Regions from separate parts of the Homo sapiens genome. Here region 1 is linked to region 2. Evidence: read pairs that join two places in POLR2A ChIA-PET (ENCODE). Cell type or tissue: K562. All regions are shown on one strand. Links, peaks and the distances in the headings refer to the core of each region. The heading gives the core; the rest is flanking DNA.

Evidence for each region. ChIA-PET counts read pairs that join two places held together with the same protein. Peaks named below come from ENCODE experiments on the same cell type or tissue, not always from the same donor. Only the 100,000 strongest peaks of a DNase experiment are listed, where the experiment ranks them.
Region 1: POLR2A ChIA-PET joins it to region 2 with 5 read pairs; 6 of 35 experiments call an interaction of 5 or more read pairs at or near these places.

What each region holds. Positions count from the first base shown.
Region 1 is chr11:46,500,498-46,511,216 of GRCh38, reverse strand. AMBRA1 (autophagy and beclin 1 regulator 1) reads left to right here. Exons shown (of 18, transcript NM_001387011.1): 9 at 2,847-3,026. Among named protein-coding and RNA genes, the nearest start is that of MIR3160-1, 54 kb to the right of the region's middle. In K562, for the core only: no CTCF peak of the experiment used is centred there; DNase peaks (open chromatin) are centred at 2,646 and 5,306.
Region 2 is chr11:46,408,159-46,418,877 of GRCh38, reverse strand. It overlaps AMBRA1 (autophagy and beclin 1 regulator 1), which reads left to right. Exons shown (of 18, transcript NM_001387011.1): 15 at 826-965; 16 at 8,510-8,602; 17 at 10,172-10,365. Among named protein-coding and RNA genes, the nearest start is that of CHRM4, 22 kb to the right of the region's middle. RefSeq lists an enhancer at 10,664-10,719. In K562, for the core only: a CTCF peak has its summit at 8,692 (motif pointing left); no DNase peak of the experiment used is centred there.

The sequences.
Region 1 (10,719 bases), core at 1,229-9,228, 92 kb before region 2:
ATTACTTTGAAGCACTGAGATAGAGAAGTTCTTGCAATAAAGACAGCAATAGGCATCTCATCCCCAGAACTTTTAACCTGGCAGTGTTCTACAAGGATACTTAACGACCATGATTTATCCTCCTTTTATATAATAAATCTGTTATTTATCCTACTGTGATCTTTATCACGGAAAGTGTCATACTTCGTGGTGTTGGTATTTTTACACTTTGAATACAAAATAGGTTTTTTTGGAAAAGGAAGTATTTTTCCTTGAAGAAAACTTAAGGATTTATTTAAACATTTAAAATGTTCACTTGGAAGACTAGGGTTGTTTGATGATTTTCCAGCTCTTTGTTAGGAGGATGATTGTTACTACCTCATTGCTGGTTGTTTAGTTTCTTTTTCCTCTTAGGCTTCACCCTATACACTATGTATAGGTCAGAGCCTTAGTGAGACACCTCAGCATTCAGATCCTTAGCTTCCCTCTGCATATCTAAAAGGACAAGGCTAGGATATACTTGTATTTAATAATTGTGGCAGGAATGCTTTTTAAACCATTAATCTACAGTTTCATAGCTTGGGGAATTCCTATGTCCCTACATAAAAAGGCAGTCTTCTTATTATCATTAGCATCAACATTATGTCTACCTCTATCACCAATAATATTATGTTTTTTCCATTACTTAGGGTAGCCTATAAAGTAAGTGTACTTATCACTTTTCAGAATCGGTTCCAAATAAAAGGGTCTTCTTTCTCCTCTTGAGATTTTTCTCCTTGTATATTCTTTTCTAGTCTGATTGACTTGAGAATTTAACCAATGATGCTTGATTTCTGCTAGAAGAGTTCTATATATTGGGCAGATATAAGAACAGTGCACGAACATCGACTTCTGTTGGTTGAAAATTTAGGATTCTGTGGTTCATCCTTGCAAAATGCATGGGAACAGGGGCCCAAACAGATAATGAAAGTTCCTCCAGTTGAGGCTTTTAGGAACTAGCTCTTGTACTCTGATTCTCTTGGCCAAGGCATCTGTGCCTCCTATGCCTACTTGCTATACACAGATATTATAATATTGACTCGTTGGTGTTCACTGCAGTGTATTATTCTGTAAAACAGACTTTTGAGTTTAAAAGATTGTTAGCTGTTCTGCTTGGGAATTCCATTTGCTGGTTGGCCAGAAGGATACCACCTTTGATGACAGGCATTTCAGAGGCAGCCTATGTTCCTCTAGCAGTTGACTGCAGTTGACTGTGACCTGGGTTGGTAGACTTACTGAGGACCTCTTTGCAAGATAGTTGCCAATACTTTTTGTACCATTTGGATATAACTATTCCTGTTTCTGTTCTTAATCAATTTTTTTCTGATTTCCATTAAAAAACCGAAAATCTATGCCCTTTTCCTTTTATATTCAAACATTATGGAAGTATATAAAATACAAAAGTCCCAGGAATCCTCATTAGGATTGCTGTGTTGTTCCCTTATAGTTTTTTTTGCCTAGTAACAGCAACATATTTTAGTATATGTATTAGTGTATACAGACCATTCTTCAATTTTTCTCCCACTTAAGATTTTATTTTAGAGGACTTTCCTTGTGAGTATATAGGAATAGTTTATTCTCTTTAATTGCTACATGGTGTTTCTTTGTATGGATATATTAATAATTTATTTAATTTGTTGCTGGGCATTTGGGTTGCTTCCCAGTTTTTCACTAATGCTGACAATGTTGCAAATGAACTTTCTTATATATATCTTTGTAACCTTATGTATTTCTGTAGGATAAAGTTTCTAGTAGAATTATTGAGTCAAGTGTGCCTGGGGCAGGTTTTTAGTCTTGAAATTTTTTAGTAATCCATTTAATATTATCATAGAAAACATTTTTCTGTTATTGTTCCTCTCATGTTTTCAGTCCATAGCGTCAAATTATATAATACTGTTGTGAGAGATGGAGGAAAACTTGAGAAGGCAATGTGGAGAATTGTATATAACACTAGGAGTTTTCATGGAGTAGCAAGATATTAAAGCCGTAGTTTGAAGAATGTAGATCTGGACTAATTATTTACAGGAATAGCCATCATAAAGGAGAAGAAAGAGGAACAACTCTCACCTTCCATATTGCCCAGTGCCCACGCAGCCTCTGATGCTCTGATTGTAAGAAATAGAAAAAAATCTCTTTTATTTTTTTCTGTTAGATTTTCTGTTCTCCCAAGTATATTTTACTGTCAGTCTCAGTTCTGAATTTTTTCCCCATGTTACAAATATCTATGACTAATTCTTAAGGGAGAGAAAAAGAGGTTCCAAGAGATCATGCTAAGGAGGTAGGACAAATCTGGAGCTGTGTATACTTGTTGGAGAAGACAGAAGTCCTGGTGAAGATACCTGTGGATACCTTCTTTAATCATCTGAGGCTTACCATCTCCTGGCATCTTTTCTCATCTGTAAAACATGATGGTAGATAATTGCTCAGGTCCCTTTCATGTCTTCCATTTTGCGTATGGATGGTGATCAAGGAAAAGCTATGAATGAGCACAGCTCTGTGTAAAGAGCACCCTGAGGAGCTAAAAGTGTACCTTCAGAAGCTAGAAGGAAAGGCCCAGTGTTTCTCTTGGGGAGGGGCAGCTTTTCCTCAGAAGATGTCTGGTTAAGCTGCCTGTTTGCCTTATCTCAGAACAGAAACACTGGTGATAGTCTGATAAGTATATTCTGCAGTGCAAACCTCCTGGTGAGTTGAGTTAAATGCCCTTTAATTTTCATGTCTCCAGAGTTCACCTCAGCAGGGAGATGCCATGGGAGAGCTGGATTAACTGCCTTTCATAGTATTCCCCACATTAGTGCTAGTTTGTGTTTGTCCATCTCTGTCTCTCTCAGATTATCTCCTGCTGCATACTACGCCCAGAGGATGATCCAGTATCTCTCACGGAGAGACAGTATTCGCCAGCGCTCCATGCGCTACCAACAGAACCGTCTCCGTTCTTCCACCTCCTCCTCTTCCTCAGACAACCAGGGTCCATCAGTAGAGGGAACCGACTTGGAATTTGAGGACTTTGAGTAAGTACATACTCAGCTTGCTTTCTTCCCTCTCCTCTCAAGCTTGGAGTGCTTCCAAGTTGGCCACTGTTGGAGCTACAATGGTGGATGTTCTTGCTCCCAACTCCTCAATTATTATTTATGAGTAGCAGGATGGGGTGAGGGACAGAGGGTTAAGATGCCCAGAGCACTCCCACCTCTGGCAGTTGCTTTGCTGATTCACTGGCGCGCGAGGACAGAGACCTCCCATTGGGCCCCAGGCCAGATTGCGAGAGGATGGTGGCTGTTGCTCCTCGGGCAACATTTTTATTTCCCTTTTGCATGTCCAGTGACCGTGGAAAGCTTCTCATGGACTGTCTTTACCACATCAGGGAGGCTGGAGGGTTGGTGTTTTTTCTCCTAAGCAGAGTAGCTGTGGAGATGTTGTCTTCGTTCTGAAATACTTGGATTTCCCTAAGAGGCGGATTTTCTATCTTAGTGCCCTGATCAGACTGACTCTTTAAGATCCTACTCCATTGCCTAAACTTTTTTGGTCTCCCTACTCTTACCCCCCATTCAGGAACCTTAAAAAGTTGTCTGTCAAATTAATGTGGTGGGTTGAGAAATGATTTCTTGCTTCTTTGGGCTTTTTTGAGTGGTCAGCGGGGAGAGCCATGGGAGGATGCGCTAAAGGAGCAGGGTCAGCCCCAGGCTCTAGAATTTAAGCTAGCCAATCTTTTTTTTTTTTTTTTTTGAGACGGAGTCTCGCTCTTTCGCTCAGGCTGGAGTGCAGTGGCGCTATCTCGGCTCACTGCAAGCTCCGCCTCCCGAGTTCACGCCATTCTCCTGCCTCAGCCTCCTGAGTAGCTGGGACTACAGGCGCCCGCCACCGCGCCTGGCTAATTTTTTGTATTTTTAGTAGAGATGGGGTTTCACCATGTTAGCCAGGGTGGTCTTGATCTCCTGACCTCGTGATCTGCCCGCCTTGGCCTCCCAAAGTGCTGGGATTACAGGCGTGACCCACCGTGCCAAGCCTTTTTTTTTTTTTTTTTTTTTGAGACGGAGTCTTGCTGTGTTGCCTAGGCTGCAGTGCAGTGGCACAATCTCGGCTCACTGCAAGCTCCGCCTCCCAGGTTCATGCCATTCTCTTGCCTCAGCCTCCGGAGTAGCTGGGACTACAGGCGCCTGCCACCACGCCCGGCTAATTTTTTTTTTTTTTTTTTGTATTTTTAGTAGAGATGGGGTTTCACTTTGTTAGCCAGGATGGTCTCCATCTCTTGACCTTGTGATCCGCCTGCCTTGGCCTCCCAAAGTGCTGGGATAATAGGTGTGAGCAACCACGCCCAGCCTAAGCTAGCCAATCTTATTGCTGGGTTTTGCATTCTCTCATCTGCTGCTTCTGACCTTTCTAGCCATTCATTGTGTTTCTTTCCATCCTGAAACTGAGCTTTTATGGCCTGTATCAAATTGAACATTTGGCTCATTTTGATTCCTTATATTTTGGTATTGTCAAACATAAAAGCAAGAGAGAGAGAAGGGCGGTTAAGCATTATTTCTTCCTCCTTCTTCACTGGCATTTGTGAAAGAGGACAGCCTGTCAGTCATTTCCTCCCCACCTTCCATCTTGACATAGCCGGGTCAGGTCTGGGGCCTTAAGAGTTCTCATCTCCCCCTCAGCTTTCTTCCTTAACTGAATGGCTAGTTCCTCACAAGTCATCTTGCAACAAAGCTTTTTAGTGTGTTTAAGAAATCTCTTTGCCAGAAAGGACTAGGAAAGTGAGAACAACCTTTGTACCAATTTGCCTTCCTGATGCTGTCATTAAACACACTACTAGCATTTGTGCTCTTAGAAGCAAAAGGAAAACTAAGTGGGAGGTTTATTTGTCTGAGAAAGATGTAAATGTGAAAGAAATGCAGGGATGGCCTGAAGTAGCAGTGGTGTGGCAAATGGAGCAGAGGTCATGGTTCTCTCTTGTCAACTGCAGGAGAAGAGCAGAGCTACCTTCTGACTGTCAGCTTGTTCCTTCTCCCTTCTGTCCACTCTAGGGTGAGGTGGATGCGTATATCAGCAGTGAAGGAAATGGAGTGTTTGTTCCCTTAGCCAGGCAGATACTTACAGTGAAATATGTTCTCCTGTAGATACGGTTTTTCCAGCACCAGGGTCTATTCAGGGAAGCAGTTGAAACATACATGCCAAGGCTGCTGGCACTTAGTGCTGCTGAAAAGCCTGGGTGACTTTCTCTCACTAATGCTGTGGAGCCCTGGGAGTCAGTGTTGTGGATTGCCTAGCCCTCTTTCCATGCACGCCTGGGAGACTGCGTTATCTTTTTGCAGTGGTGAAATGTGGGGCTCATGCCTTCAAGCTGTATCTTGCCTCGTGACTTGTCCTTCACAAGGGAGTTCTGGGTTAGTTTAAAATGTTCTGTTCTTGTCTTACCTTCCCTTTCTCCTGCTACCACCTCCTCTCTCTCTCCCCTTCCTTCCCCCTCGATTTTCCTGTGTCAGACTGCCTCCTCCTTATGCTCCCCCCAGCCCACCTGTGCGCTCTCCCCCACCCCCTCCCCTGGCTTTAGCATGACCTGAATTTACATTTCCTTCTTCACCTTTCATGCACTGACTTACTGTTTTTTCTCAGGGGGTCTTATATTGCTCCCTGGTTAGTAACAATGGACTGATTTCTCTCATACTCCTTGGAAAGTCCCTTCTGGGGTGTTTGCCTTTCTTTTTGGGCTGATGTAGACTAGAATCTTGTTTTTAATAGCAGCTGTGGATTAGTCACCTCAACATTAGTAGTCCAGGTCTTCTAGTAAAGGATGTTACTGGCTGGTTGAAACTGACTGTTTATTCTTTCTCTGTCTCCTTCCCTGCCCACCTCCCTCTACAGTAAACTGAATGCTGCTTGTGGTTGCTCCTGTCCTCTGAGTGTCCACGTGCTCTGTGAGGAGGGAGAATAACAAAGAAGGAATGTACCAGCACATTTTAATTTTTCTGCCCCAATCTTTTGCCTTAGCTTTGGTAACTAGAAGGAAAGTCAGAGGCATGTGCAGTCACGATTTATATTTTTTTCAGGTACAGAGAGACATGTAAGGTAGATATGGCGAGTAATCCTCCTAACAATTAGGTTACCATTAAGACAGTTGTTCCTTTGTTTGGTATCCTCACCTTCTCAGCACTTCATGCTCTTGCCTTTGCTACCTCACTTTGATGACCTCTCCCTCTGTTTGCTAAGTCATAGATCATTTTGCCATTTTTGGGCTTGTCACATCCAGTTGTATAGTGTTCTCAGAAAACCAAGGGAGCCATTACTCAGAGCCCATCTTTTGTGGTTCTCTTCCATTTGACCAAATCAGATATGTCTAAGGTTAGAGGACAGGAGCAAGCATATTTAGTGTCTGAGTTTTATTGTCCTGCTGATTTAAAAACCTTTGAAAATGATGTACCACCATTTTTGAGCCTTTCCAAGAGCTTGCTGTGGAGCAAGACCATTGAGATTTATCTCTTGGGAGGGTGGCTTTGGAGGTTGGTCAGCATCAGGTTAAATTTTCTGTTCTTTTGTGATCTAGATGAATGACCATCTTCCTGGGCAGGCTTCCTCTCCTGCCATTCATCTCTGTCTACAGCAAGGATTGAGACTGCAGGGTCCTTGTGTTTATCAAACTGCACAAACAGGACATCCAGAAACCTGCTGTCAGCAGGTCTCTCCTGAAGCTCTCAGCAGCTGCCTTTGCATAAAGATGTTCATAAGCAGGGTAAAGGTGTGGCTGCCCATGACATTGCTGTCTGTCTGCTTTCAAGCCCAGACCACCTACTAGAATGGAGATGGCAAATAAGCGTAAGGCAGACTTCCATTTTCATGTTTGCCATCCCTTTGGAAAGAGGGAGGGGGCTTTTATAAAGCCCAGGTTAAGTGCTATGGCCCGTAGTTGCTAAGGCCTACAAAAGAGGTGGTGTGTATGCTTTATGACAATTATTCCAGCTATGCTTGCCCCCTTACTCATTTTATCTGTTAATCTAAATGTAATTATAATTCCAGAATCCTCCCTAGCCCATATTCCTGCCCTTCCTGCCTCTTTTTATAGCTGCTTTGCTTTCTGAGGCAAAGGGATACTGTAGCAAAGGCTTTGCTAATGACAGTCAGACTAGAGAAGCTTCAGATTAGATCAGTCGCAAATATCTGCATCGTATATACTAGCCACTGGATAATTACATTCAGCTTCTTGAAAACTGTTGCTAGAGCCGGGTGTGGCAGCTCACACCTGTAATCTCAGCACTTTGGGAGGTTGAAGCAAGAGGATTGCTTGAGCCCAGGAGTTCGAGACCAGCCTGGGCAACATAGTGAGATCCCCATATGTATTAAACAAATAAAAGACTGTTGCTGGCACAGAAGTCTCTTATTCACAATTTTGACACACGGGCTGTACTTTGGATTTCTGCCTGGAAAAAACATCTCAATGAGAATTCTAGTCTTTTAGCCTTAAGATGAATTCTCTTTAGGTCTGTTAATTTATTTTCTTAACTATTCTAATTAATTTGCTTATATTTGGGTCCTCTTTTCCCAGAAGTCCACATTGTGACCAAATACAGGCACACTTTGTTTTATTGTGCTTGGCTTTTTTTGCGCTTTGCAGGTATTGTGTTTTTCACAAATTGAAGGTTTGTGGCAACCCGACATTGAGCAGTTGGCACCATTTTTCCAACAGCATGTGCTCATTTTGTGTCTGTCTGTCACACTGGTAATTCTTGCAGTATTTCAGATGTTTTCATTATTATTAGATCTGTTATGGTGACCTGTGATCAATTGTAATTGTTTTGGGGCACTGTGAACCACAATCATATAAGACAATAAGCTTAATTGTAAATGTTGTATATATTTTGACTGCTCCACTCACTGGCGATTCCCCCATCTCTCTTCCTCTTCTTGGGCCTTCCTATTCCCTGATACACAGCAATATTGAAATTAGGCCATTTAATATCCCTATAGTGACCTCTGTATGTTCAAGAAAAAGGAAGAGTTGCACATCTCTCACTTTATGTCAAAAGCTACAAATGATTAGTGAGCAAGACATGTTGAAACTTGAGATAGGCCAGAAGCTAGTCCTCTTCTGCTATAAACAGCCAAGTTGTGAACACAAAGCAAAAATTCATTTTTTTTTTTTTTTTTTTTTTTTTTTTGAGACAGAGTCTCGCTCTGTCACCCAGGCTGGAGTGCAGCGGCACAATCTCGGCTCACTGCATGCTCCGCCTCCCAGGTTCATGCCATTCTCCTGCCTCAGCCTCCTGAGTAGCTGAGACTACAGGTGCCTGCCACCACGCCCAGCTAATTTTTTTGTATTTTAGGTAGAGATGGGGTTTCACCGTGTTAGCCAGGATGGTCTTGAACTCCTGACCTCGTGATCTGCCCACTTCGGCCTCCCAAAGTGCTGGGATTACAGGCGTGAGCCACCACATCTGGCCCACAATTTAATATTCTTCATCTGCCCCTTTGATATAACTTAAAAAGCCTAGTTGAGTCATGGCAAAGAAGATATGTTAGAAACTAGAGAATACCATTCTTATCAGGTGATAGACCTGATGACTCATGTATTTCAAGTTCTCCTGACTAGAATTCTAGCCACCTGTCCTTGACAGTACTTGTTCCTGCTCTCTTCTGAGCCGGGAATTTCTAGGACTTCTGTAGGAATCAGTGACTACTCTCTAATAACAAATATATAACTTGTACCCAAGGAAGAGGGGGTAACTTTTGGCAAGTAAAATCGTCAGAGAGGGATAAGGTATTATCTACTTCATTTTGAAATAGAGTTCCCTTTGTCTTTTCCTTTGTCTTATGAGCCACAGACTCTAATATTAGGAGTGCAAGAGAAATGCTGAGGAAACACACTGTAAAGTTACTCTCTTTATAGGTTGGAACCTGCTTAAAGCAGTTAGGAATCAGCCAGCCATCTACATTTATTGAGTGGTGGTATTATACAAAATTAGTTCTTAATGTGGAACGAGACAAAAACTTCTCCACCTATAGTCCCAGCTACTCAAGAGGCTGAGGTAGGAGAATTGCTTGAACCTAGGAGGCGGAGATTGCAGTGAGCCGAGATTATGCCACTGCTCTCCAGCCTGTGCAGTTTTTTATTTTCATAAAAAATTAAAACAAAAAAAAAGAAAGAAAATGACCTGGAGAGAGACAAAAACCTCTCTTATTTTCCAGATAATTTTTGTAGTGGTCGAATGTCTTTACAAAATGGCTTAGAAAAGAGCTGTAAGTCTTAAAATAGGGTCTTTATTTAGGTATACTTAGGAGAAAGGCAAGTACAGTAATTCCTCTTTGGAAACTGTAACTTAAGCGAAACTACTATAATGAAACTAATTTTACCATAGACTAATTGATATGAACAAGAGTTAAGTTCCTGTGACATATTTCTGGCTACAAAAACGTCACCAAGCATCTAAAACACCCAAAACACTTCTTATATTAAACATTGAAATAAATGTGAGCTGTTTGTACATCTAAAAGATTAATAAAAATATAATTATTTGATTTTTGGTGAATCAGTGAGTGACAGTGGTCAATGTGGGGTGAGGTAAATCAAGGAATAGATGTTTGCAAAGTGAAAATTGTGAGGAACTACTATGTAGTTAAAACATAAACAGGAACAAATATGGTCAGTGCCCTGAGACTTAGTACTGCATCATTATTGTTGTGCATCTGTATGATTATTGTATGCTTTACATATTTTTACATTATTTTGTATTCATTTATTTTCCAACCTGCTTATTCCCATTCTGGCTCACAGGTGGCTGGAGCCTATCCTGGCAGCTCAGGGTGCACAGGGAGAACCTGCCCTGGACAGGATGCCATTCCGTCACAGGGTGCACTCATGCACACACCCACACTCACTCAGACTAAGGTAGTCTAGGCATGCCAGTTCATCCAATGTGCACATCTTTGGGATGTGAGAGGAAACTGGAATGCCCAGAGAAAACCCACACAGACATGGGGAAGTGTGCAAACTCAGACAGTGGCCATGGCCAGGAATTGATTTTTTTCCCTCATCAACATTATACAAAACAACATTGAATGAAACAACATTATTTGAGTACCAGCTGTAAATGCATGGTCATAGAAACATGAAACAGCATGGAATATTTGGGGAATTGCTTTGTTGATAGGTGTGGCTAGACTGTAAAGTTAAAGATGTGTGGCAGATGAGCCCCTAGAATGGAGCTAGATCTTTGTCTTGCGTGCCTTGCAAAGGAGATGAACTTTATCCCATAGGCAAGAGGGAATCATTGAAGCATTTTAAGTTATGGAATAGCATCAAGTTTTACATAAGTATCTAAAAAGATAGACTGTAATAAGTTACCACTAAAATACTAGGAGAGCATTGTATAAAGGGAGAGAGTATTTGGGGAGAGGTGAGAAAGCTTCATGGATTTGAGCTGGGTATTGAAGACTGCATAGAACTGTGAGAGAGGAATTGATATTGGTGATGGGTATAGCGAGGAGATTCTAGATAAAGGGAGTAGCTTAAGCAAAAGCGTAGAGACAGGAGATTTACAGGGCTTATTCAGGGACCCTGAATAGATCTGTGGCTAGAGCTATGGAGTGTTTGTGATATGAGAGAGATATCAGAAAGCCCCGAACTCTGGATGGCCTGGAATGCCTGGCTGAGAAGTTTGGACTTTGTCTCAGGCCAGCCATCATCCAATATATATTTTAGGCAGCTAACTCTGATAGCATTGG
Region 2 (10,719 bases), core at 908-8,907:
GTCCGTCCTGGTATGGTGGGCTTTATGGGGCTTTCCAGGGAGTTAATTTAAAAGCAATGAAGTTAGTTAGCTAAAAGGCTCTAAGGAGAGCGCATTATTAGAGCCATAGAGTCCCCTAGTATTTCTTAAAAGAGACCTAGCTCTCCCCAAAACTAAGAGAATCCCATCTCTCCTGCTGCCCCAAGTTCTCAGGCATGAGTTAAGAGTCATCCTGTTCGAAAACCAAACACCGCATGTTCTCACTCATAGGTGGGAACTGAACAATGAGAACACTTGGACACAGGAAGGAGAACATCACACACCGGGGCCTGTTGTGGGGTAGGGGGAGTGGGGAGGGATAGCATTAGAAGATATACCTAATGTGACTGACGAGTTAATGGGTGCAGCACACCAACGTGGCACGTGTATACATATGTAACAAACCTGCACGTTGTGCACATGTACCCTAGAACTTAAAGTATAATAATAAAATATATATAATATATAATAAATATATATATTTATATATAAATAATAAAATATATATTTATATAAATAATAAAATACATATTTATATATAAATAATAAAATATATATTATATATTTATATATAAATAATAAAACATATTATATATAAATAATAAAATATATATTATATATATTTATATATAAATAATAAAATAGATAGATAGATATAGAAAAAAAAGAAAAAAAAAGAGTCATCCTGTTCCCAGCCTAACCACCTCCTTTCCTCCTTCTAATTTGTTTCTCCCTGGATTTTGTTATTCTTGGTAACAAATTGTTTCTCCTCCCATTCTCTTTTTTTCCCTCTTTTCCTCTACCTAGAGAGTTTTCAACGTCCTTTATCCCATGCCTGCCGACCAGCGGAGACATGTCAGTATCAACTCTGCCCGTTGGCTGCCTGAGCCAGGGCTTGGCTTGGCCTATGGTACTAACAAAGGAGACCTGGTGATCTGCCGACCAGAGTAAGTGGCTTAAAGTGTGGGGGTTGAGGGATCACTGGGGCCGAGGACTGGGGTAATCAGTATTCACCAACTGGGGTCTTTTAGAAGGGAAATGTCAATCCATCTAGAGCCTGCCTCATTCTCAGCGCCACTCCTTAAAGGGCCCTCTTCCCACAGGGGCTGGTAGGATTAGCTCCCCATTTCACATTTCATCCAGAGACTGATTTAGTGATCATGTTTTCTTGAATCTAAAGGCAGTATTTTTTTTTCTTTGTTTTCCCTTGTTCTCTGGTTTCCTAGTGATACTAAAGTTTCCCTGCAGTCAAAAGCATAGATATCAAAGATTCTTTTTTAAACCCTGCTAGAAAAATTCAACAGGTGGTCTTGGGTTTGAGTAAATACCGTAGACTTTAACTTAAAAAGAATTGGAAATAGGTATTGTTGAAACCCTAATTTGTTAAGCCACTGATCTCTAATAGCCGATCTCTAACTGATCTCTAACAACAATTCTGTCTTGCTTGTTTTCCTTTCTGCTTGGAGCTCTAGCTTATACTAGTGAAAGCAGATTGAAAAGCTCAATTTGGGGCTGGGCACAGTGGCTCATGCCTGTAATCCCAGCACTTTGAGAAGCTGAGGCAGGCGGATCACGAGGTCAGGAGATTGAGACCATCCTGGTCAACGTGGTAAAACCCCGTCTCTACTAAAATACAAAAAATTAGCCGGGCATAGTGGCACGTGCCTGTAGTCCCAGCTACTCAGGAGGCTGAGGCAGGGGAATCGCTTGAACCTGAGAGGCAGAGGTTGCAGTGAGCTGACATCATGCCATTGCACGCCAACCTAGCGACAGAGTGAGACTCTGTCTCAAAAAAAAAAAAAGAAAAGCTCAATTTACAGTCAAAGCAATTATTATCTGGTCTTGAAGTAGGGAGTAGGAGGGGATTTGTGTCTGAAGTCCTGATGACACCCCTTCCCCTTCCTCTGGCTTTATGGAGGTCAGAGTTTCTCCAGGCATCCATTCATTAGAGACGCTGGGAGTCAGCCAGGTCTGTCATCAGTTTCCAGCCTCAGCCAGGTGGAGAGTGTGAAGCTCTGCCTCACTGCCGATCAGGTTGATTGCTGCGTGGGACGCTGCAAGGTTCCAGCCGACTAAATGCCACTTCTGCCTCCAGGCTGTCCTCATGTTGACCTCCACTTGGTGCAGAGTCTTTTCCCAGAGTGTTCTGCAGATCACAGAGTGTGGTGTGACAGTTCCAACAGGGTCTCTGGTTATCGGAAGTGTCCGTGTTGCCTTTTGATGGGATCCTTGATAGTTTCTCCTAAAGGATGTATTTGGGTCAGCTCATGTGGCCTGGTAGGGAAGTGCTGATTGAGTCCTTATCGGCTGAATTAGGTCAGTGGCCTAGGAGAAAGGAAAACTGGTTCTTAGGGCAGCTCTTGCATTCCATTTTGAATTTTTTGAGCTCCTCCCAAAGACAGACTACTGTCTAAGCCTAGCCTGCTCAGGCTGCTCTTGGAGCTGCAAGAATGTTTTGTGTTGCAAGCCACTTGCTCCAGAGACCATCTTTCACCATCTCTGGAGCATCCAGAGAGCATTTTCATTATCTCCTTGGGTCTCTCAGTTTCTGCCCTTCTTCTGGCCTGTCCCTAGTCCCAGGATCTGTCCTGAAATACTCCTTTTCCCCAAAGCACATGATGCTGATTGTCTTATCTCTTTTCTTAACAGTTCATAAGAGAAATCTAATAAGCATCTTTTCCAAAACTGGCACAGAATTCTGGACTATGATTCTACTCTTACTTACACTTCAGTTACAGGCCTTTCTTTCCCTGTTTCTCCAAGACCTCTTTCCTCAGCAGTGTTGTTTTGTCTATGGCTTCCACCACTAACTTTTGTCCCAGCCAAATTTCTAGTCCTCTCCCTTGCAAAAATAATCTACACCCAGTTTGTTGTGGCCTCATAAAGGTTTTTATGTCTGAAACCCCAGCCTGCCTACTTTGTGTCAGTCACAGTCACCTCAGCCAAACATGAAACTGACTTTGGCTTCTGTTTTCTCTTTTCTCCCCATATGTTGCTCCAGCATCCCAGAGTCTCAGCTGGCCTAAGCCATCTTGGGCTGCCTGGGGAACTCTCTTACCCACCAGGAACTCAAGCCTCTTCCCTGAGTAAGATGGCATTAGCACTGGACACATTGAACAGTGTCCTGTCACAGACCAAGTTGTGTTGGACTAAGAAAACTAGTTTAGCCCATCTTTTTTGGTTGCTGTTTCTCCTGACTTCTTGGGTCAGGTTGGCAAATGCCTCAAGCCTTAGGGCCCAAAATGTAAGGGTACCATATAAATTGGACATGGACATGACTTAAGTTCTTCAAAGCTTAGGCAAGGAAGACTGTGTGTGAGCAATATACACCTAAGGAAGTTAAGACTCCTCTGAGGCCTCCTAACAGATGACAGAACTAGAATTCCTCACTTTACTATCCAGAGCGCTTTTCACTCAAAAACCCCTTTAAAATTCTGACGAAAGCAATGTACAGTCTTCCACAGAAAAATATGCCACAATAACACACACATACTTTTGTAACTCTTTAAGACCTCAGGTAAAGAATGCAGCTTTAGATTGTGTTGAGACATTTCAGCAGGTCAGGCATGGATGCAGGTGGAAATGAGAGAGGATCAGTGAGCGCATTCATGTCTTTTGAGCGGTCTACAGATGAGTGGTCTCCAGTCTCAAATGAGGAGAACAAATAGGGAAGTAGGAGCTCAGGGTTCTTGTGTGTCTCATAGGCAGCTGCCTATCCCTGGGTGATACAGCTCCCTGGCACACCCATTCCCAAGGGCACAGGATCCAGCCAGCCAGCTGGGCCAAGATTGCAGCCCTCCCTCCGAAACAGGTGGCTGTCTGCCTTTGTCCCAGGCACAGGCAGCTGCACCCCATTTTGTGCTCTCAATACTGCTCTTGATTTCTCCTCCATTGTCTTTGCCTCAGCAGTCTCTCCAAGCACAAAGACAGAGGAACAAGCTCCTTGGGCATCTCTTGGTGGTACTAAAACCCACTTGGCAGTAGACTAAGGCCTTCAAAAATCCTCCATCTCTCCAGGGGAAGGAATTCTTAGGACAGGCAAGAAGACAAACAACTGGCCAGTCAGCCCCTCTACAAAGCCATCCCAGGGGCTGATAGCGCAGTCATCCCGCCCTTCCTGGCACTGAGGCGCTCCCTCCTCCTCTGCTCCCCCACCTGCACTCTGCCCAAGCTGCTGCTGTGCCTCTGGCTGCCTGCCAGCCAGCCAGCACCCCCACTGATAACCATGGGGGGTGTGAAGTGCCAGGTTGATATGAGGGGGTGCTTGCTTACTTCCGGCCTCATAAACCAGCCCTACAAATGTGATAGGGGGAGGTGCTGGCGGGAAGCCCACTGCCTCTCAGAGTCAGCTCAAAGGACAGAATCAGGGGACTCATGGCAGAAGAGAGGTGGGCTGAGACTATGGGGCATCTGGCCCATTGGCCAACTGTGGGGCTCCTGACAAGGCCCCAGCTCTGTCCCTTCTGTAATCATGGTAATTATAGTCAAGTATCATCACCCAGGGAGGGGAAAGCATGCCTCCGAATCAAAAGGGAGCCAAAATTGCCACGGAAACCACATCTTTCAGGCGAGGCTCTAAGAGCCAGGTGCTGGCTCTTTCCCGCGCTGCAGAGACACCAGGCATCTTTGGTCTGATCCTCTCCCGTCGTGTCACTGATAAATGAAAGAAGAATGTTATCCAAGGGAATGGTCCCAAGAAGTTGGGAAGTTCAGAGCCAGAAGTTCTGTGAAGAGAGCATCGTGACACTGAGGGAGCTCAGGTCTGTTCAGGGAGCCCTTGGAAGGTCTCAGCATGGGGAAGTTGTTGAGCCAGGCCCAGAAGCACAGCTTCCAGATGCTGTGGAGGAAGCCAGGTGTGAGGTGGAAGCCCACTGGAAAAGGCTGGCCCTGATTGGACCTCCTAGCCTTCCTCCTCCCTTGGTGTATTTGTGTAGTTCCCAGGAAGAACCCAGAGCAAACAGTGACTCATTCACCCTCACTGAGACCCAAGAAGACACCAGGACATGTTGGGATCATTCTTTAGCTCACAGACAGTCAGTGACACTGGGTATTGAAAGCTAAGAGTTTCAGGCCGGGCATGGTGGCTCATGCCTGTAATCCCAGCACTTTGGGAGGCTGAGGCAGGCAGATCACCTGAGGTCAGGAGTTCGAGACCAGCCTGGCCAACATGGCGAAACACTGTCTCTACTGAAAATACAAAAATTAGCCAGGCATGGTGGCACACACCTGTAATCCCAGCTACTCGGGAGGCTGAGGCAGGAAAATCACTCGAATCTGGGAGGCTGAGGTTGCAGTGAGCCGAGATCACACCATTGCACTCCAGCCTGGGCAACAAGAATGAAACTCCATCTCAGAAAAAAATAGAGAAAGAAAGAAAGAAAGCTAAGAGTTTCAGTAGCCAGAGAGGGTGTCTTCAACTCTATTCCTTGGTACAGTGTCTGGAATTGAAACCAAATCCATGAGCTCATTGTAGTCCAGCTCTCTGACCACAGAAAGTAAAGCAAATCCAGGCTTAGAATTAGACCTGTTTGTGGGGAGCAGAAAGGATTGGGATGGGGAGGCATAGTGGAGCAACACATCTGAGACAGGAAGTACGGCCCCTGTTCTGTTGGCAGTGGACCTCTTCAGTCAGTAGCCAAGGTCACAGCCCTGAGCCGATGATGCTCCATGCTGCTGCCTGGATGGAAAGCATTCGAGGGGACCTTTTGGCCACCAGCATTATGCTGACAGTCCCAGCTCAGACAGAAGGCCTTCTTGTGGCCTCTTTTCTGAGGTAGGAAGGAAGGTTCCGGGTCAGGAAGTACATGGTTTGTTGTAGGTCTGATGTGAACAGTTTGTTGTCACTAACCAGCCCTGGCTAGCAAGAATTCCAGAAGAGGGATTTGGCAGGGACCCATGTGGTATTGCAACCTGTCAATACATCTTGACAAGTTTGTAAATCAGTCTTCCTGGCAGCCAGCTTCACATAGTATCTAACACAGACAGGATTTGCTCACCAAAAACAGAGATGAGTTTGTTTTTGGAGGCCTCTGCTGTTACTTCTGGCCATTTACCTCTTGCATAATGTAAGGTAGCCTTTTCTCATCTTTGCCCTCCAATGCCCATCTGGTTCTCAGACAATCCCCAAACCCCACAAAAATGGCTGTTTAGAAGAGGAAGGATAAACAGTTGGCCCTTGGTATCTGCAGGTTCCACATTCATGGAGTCAACAAACCATAAATCAAAAACATTTTGGGGAAAAAAAAACAGTGAAAATTAACAATACAATTAGTCTGGGAACGGTGGTTCACACCTATAATCCCAGTACTTTGGGAGGCTGAGGTAGGCAGATTTTTTAGCCCAGAAATTTGAGACCAGCTTAGGCAACATGGTGAAACCCTGTCTCTACAAAACAAAAAACAAAAAAAATTAGCCAGGCGTGGTGAGGCACGCCTGTAGTACCAGCTACTCGGGAGGCTGAGGTAGGAGAATCACCTGAGCCCAGGGAAGTCAGGGCTGTAGTGAGCCGTGATCACACCACTGCACTTCAGACTGGGCAACAGAGTGAGATGCAATACAGTATAATAACTATTTGCATAATTTACATTGTATTAGTGCAAGTAATCTAGAGATGATTTTAAGTATACAAAAGGATATGGATAGTTTGTGTATTAGGGACTTGAGCAACCATAGATTTTGGTATCCACAGGGGGTCTTGGAACCAATTCCCCAAAGATACCAAGGGACAACTGTACTGCTTTTTAAAGAGGTGGCCTTTGGAATTACACCAACTCCACAGCCTGACAGGCCCCTTAAAAGGAGCTGGGAGAGGTTTACTACAGCGCAGTGAAAAGAAGAGCACTTTTGTTTGGCTGTGGCTCTTTCCCTTCAAAGAAGCAAGTAGTATTCCCTCAGGTGAAGCCTAATCATAGTTACCCTCTAAAAGACAGATTTGGGCCGGGCATGGTGGCTCACGCCTGTAATCCCAACACTTTGGGAGGCCGAGGTGGGAAGATCATTTGAGCCCAGGAGTTCAAGACCAGTCTGGGCAACATAGTGAGACCCCACCTCAAACAATAAAAAATAAAAAAAAAATTAAAAAGACAGATTTGGGCTGGGCGCAGTGGTTCATGCCTGTAATCCTAGCACTTTGGGAGGCCAAGGTGGGCAGATCACTTGAGGTCAGGAGTTCGAGACCAGCCTGGCCAACATGGTGAAACCCCATCTCTACTAAAAATACAAAAATTAGCCGGGCGTGGTGGCACACATCTGCAATCTCAGCTGCTCAGGAGGCTGAGGCAGGAGAATTGCTTGAACCCAGGAGGCAGAGGTTGCAATGAGCTGAGATCATGCCACTGCACTCCAGCCTGGGCATCAGAGTGAGACTCCATCTCAGAAAAAAAGGCAGATTTGGAGGCTCAGTGCCTGGTTTTGTTGCCTTTTACCTGAGGCAGCACAGCCTCCTGGGACCTCCTGGGACCTCCTGGGACACAGTCCCTCGTCTTCCAGGCCCTGCCTGGTCTCTGTCCTAGCCAACACCCATGTTTAGGAAGGAAGCACCTCCCAGCATCCTATAATACACTCACTTGGGGATGTTTGCTCTTTATGGAGGTAACTTCTGTTGTTAAAGGAGGGTGACCTAGGCCTCTAGGTTAAATAGCTGACTTTTGGTGAAGTTTGTCTTCCTCCGCTCAGGCCGCCCCAGGGGCGAGAGCCTGCACTGTCTTTGTTTTCTGAGGCCTCTGCTTTTCTTTTTTTTTTTTTTCTTTTTTTTTTTTTTTGAGACAGAGTCTTGCACTGTCACCCAGGCTGGAGTACAGTGGCGCGATCTCAGCTCACTGCAACCTCTGTCTCCTGGTTCAAGTGATTCTCCTGCCTCAGTCTCCTGAGTAGCTGGGACTACAGGCATGTGCCACCACGGCCAGCTAATTTTTGTATTTTTAGTAGAGACAGGGTTTCACAATGTTGGCCAGGATGGTCTTGATCTTGTGACCTTGTGATCTGCCCGCCTCGGCCTCCCAAAGTGCTGGGATTACAGGCGTGAGCCACTGGCGCCTGGCCAAGGCCTCTGCTTTTCAAGACTAGGCATGCCCATTGGGCAGGGCTGTCCATGGCTCTGTATCTCTCCAGTGGGCCTCACTCCAGCCTCACATTTGCCATCTTAGTTCCTTTCTCTGTGTCTGAAGAATACTCAGGACCCACTGCCTGTATCTGTTGTTGCTATTTTTTTAGCTGTCTCTTAGCTCCGAGGAGGAGCCGGTTAGGCTTGTCAGGGGGAAGGGAGAAGCTAAACCCACCATTCCAGGCATTTAGGCTATTAGAGATTTGTCTGAATTGATCCAGCACTGAGCATCCTGATGAGGCAGCAGCTCTGGTCTTGGTTTCAGCTCAGCCCCAGGAGAGAGAAAGGATGGGCAGCCACAGTCCACAAAGCCAGGAGTTTCAGGAGCTCTTATCCTTCCCTCTCTAATGCCTTTCACCTTCTTCTTTACCCTTCCCAACTGATTTTTAGGGCCTTAAACTCTGGTGTTGAGTACTACTGGGACCAGCTGAACGAGACGGTCTTCACTGTCCATTCCAACAGCAGGAGCAGCGAGCGGCCTGGGTATGTTTGGGAAGTAGGCAGGGAGCAGCTGGCTGGAGGCCCATCCCTTCCTCCTGCTTTTGATGGGCTCTTAAGCAGCGCCCTCTAGGGCTCTGGGTCCCTCCTCAACCAGAGCAGCACCTCCTTGATCTTTTGTGTACAGTTTCATTTGAGAAAAGTGTTGTGTGGCTAAGAAAGAGAACAAAAGCTCTGCTCTCAGAGTCTTGCTGTAGAACCACCCCCTGGCCCTCTCCCATCCTGGCCATGGTGCCTGGGCACACTTGGGGTGAGGAGAGAAGATAGGGCCTGGAGAAGGATGCCGCCCCATGAAGTCTGCTCCATGGCCCAGGCTCTTCCAGATGACCAGGACCTCAGGGACCAAGCTGCCCAGGGCTGTAGCCCAGGGACAAATCCTCTTGAGGCACCCATTAGTAGAAATCTGGTACTGATCCTTTCATCACTTAATTCACTAATGAAGACTGGAACAAAGCGCTGGGTTGTTGATAAACCCAAAGCAATTGCTACTTCCCCTAGGAATTGCTGAGCATAGCTGGAGGAATAGTCCCAGAAGCAGCTAGAAATGTGAGTGTCTGGTGATAGTCTCAAAAGGCCTGGGCTGCCTCTGCTGCCAGCTCCAGCTATTCCAAGGCAGTGCCTGGGAGATGCCCAAGGAAGGGGGATGCTAGCATTGGCCAGAACCTTCCTTGTAGGACAGCCTGTGCTCCCTACCTGCAAGGGTCTGTTTTCAGAAGGCCCTGGAAAGAGGATCCCAGAACAGCCTCATAAGAGTTCCAGTCCTGGATGGGCGCGGTGGCTCATGCCTGTAATCCCAGCACTTTGGGAGGCTGAGGCGGGCGGATCACGAGGTCAGGAGATGGAGACCATCCTGGCCAACATGGTGAAACCCCTCTCTACTAAAAATACAAAAATTAGCCGAGCATGGTGGTGTATGCCTGTAATCCCAGCTACTCGGGAGGCTGAGGCAGGAGAATCGCTTGAATCCTGGAGGCAGAGGTTGCAGTGAGCTGAGATTGCGCCACTACAGCCTGGGTGACAGGGCGAGACTGTCTCACCAAAAAAAAAAAAAGAGTTCCAGTTCTTTCCTTCCAAAGTGGAGTTCTCAGTTCACTTGCAAATTCAAGAATTCAAAGTGGAATCTTATGAGCATACAGTTGGAAGGAAGGTAAAGCTAAAGAGAGAAAGGACCTTCTTCTAGTGCTCACTCTTTATCCCATGATCTCAGCTACTGGCCTCCTGAATTTCATTAGTCTTTTCAGATCAGCCATCTCTACAGCTCCTCCCCACTCCCCGACAGGGGCCTGTTGTTGAAGGGCATGACTGAGTGAGCCAGGGTTGCAAGATTGGATGTTTCTGTGGCCTTTCATTGTTCTAGGGTATAGACTAACCTTGGGGGAGAATGGACACAGACAAGTTAACCACCATCAAGATGTAGTTGCAGGAGCACAGGGCTTCTCTTAGCCTGCAGGGCCTGGCCCACACTGCCCTGAGGATTGGCACAGAGCCAGCAGAGTGCTGTGAGGGGTGCTGTCCCAAGCCCCATCTGACTTTAGTCTGCCTTTCTCTCCCTAGAACCAGCAGAGCCACATGGAGGACAGACAGAGACATGGGGCTGATGAATGCCATTGGGCTTCAGCCCCGGAACCCTGCCACCTCAGTGACATCTCAGGGCACCCAGACTCTGGCCCTTCAGCTGCAGAATGCCGAAACACAGACTGAGAGGGAGGTGCCGGAGCCAGGGACAGCCGCCTCAGGTCCTGGTGAAGGTAGGAGCCATGTGGCGCTGGAGGGGGTGGGAGAGGGACCCTAAGACCGAGTGAGTGCCACTTCCCACTCAGGATGCATACCCCCTCCCATGTCTGGGTGATGCCCACCTGGTGGCATTAAGAGCCTCCTCAGCAGCGACATGGTTTCCCTGAGCTGGGTCACTCTTGCAGCTCGCCTCAACTCCCACCAAGTACACTGATGTCCCTCTCCTCTAAAATGTGAGGACCCTGTCTCTTTTTCCAAAGAGAGAGCACAGAAAGCCTGGATTGAAAGGGCTAAAGGGAGACTCCCTCCTGCAAGCTGCCATTCCAGAGAAGTACACCCCAGGCCTTAGCTTCTGGGGCCAAACCACA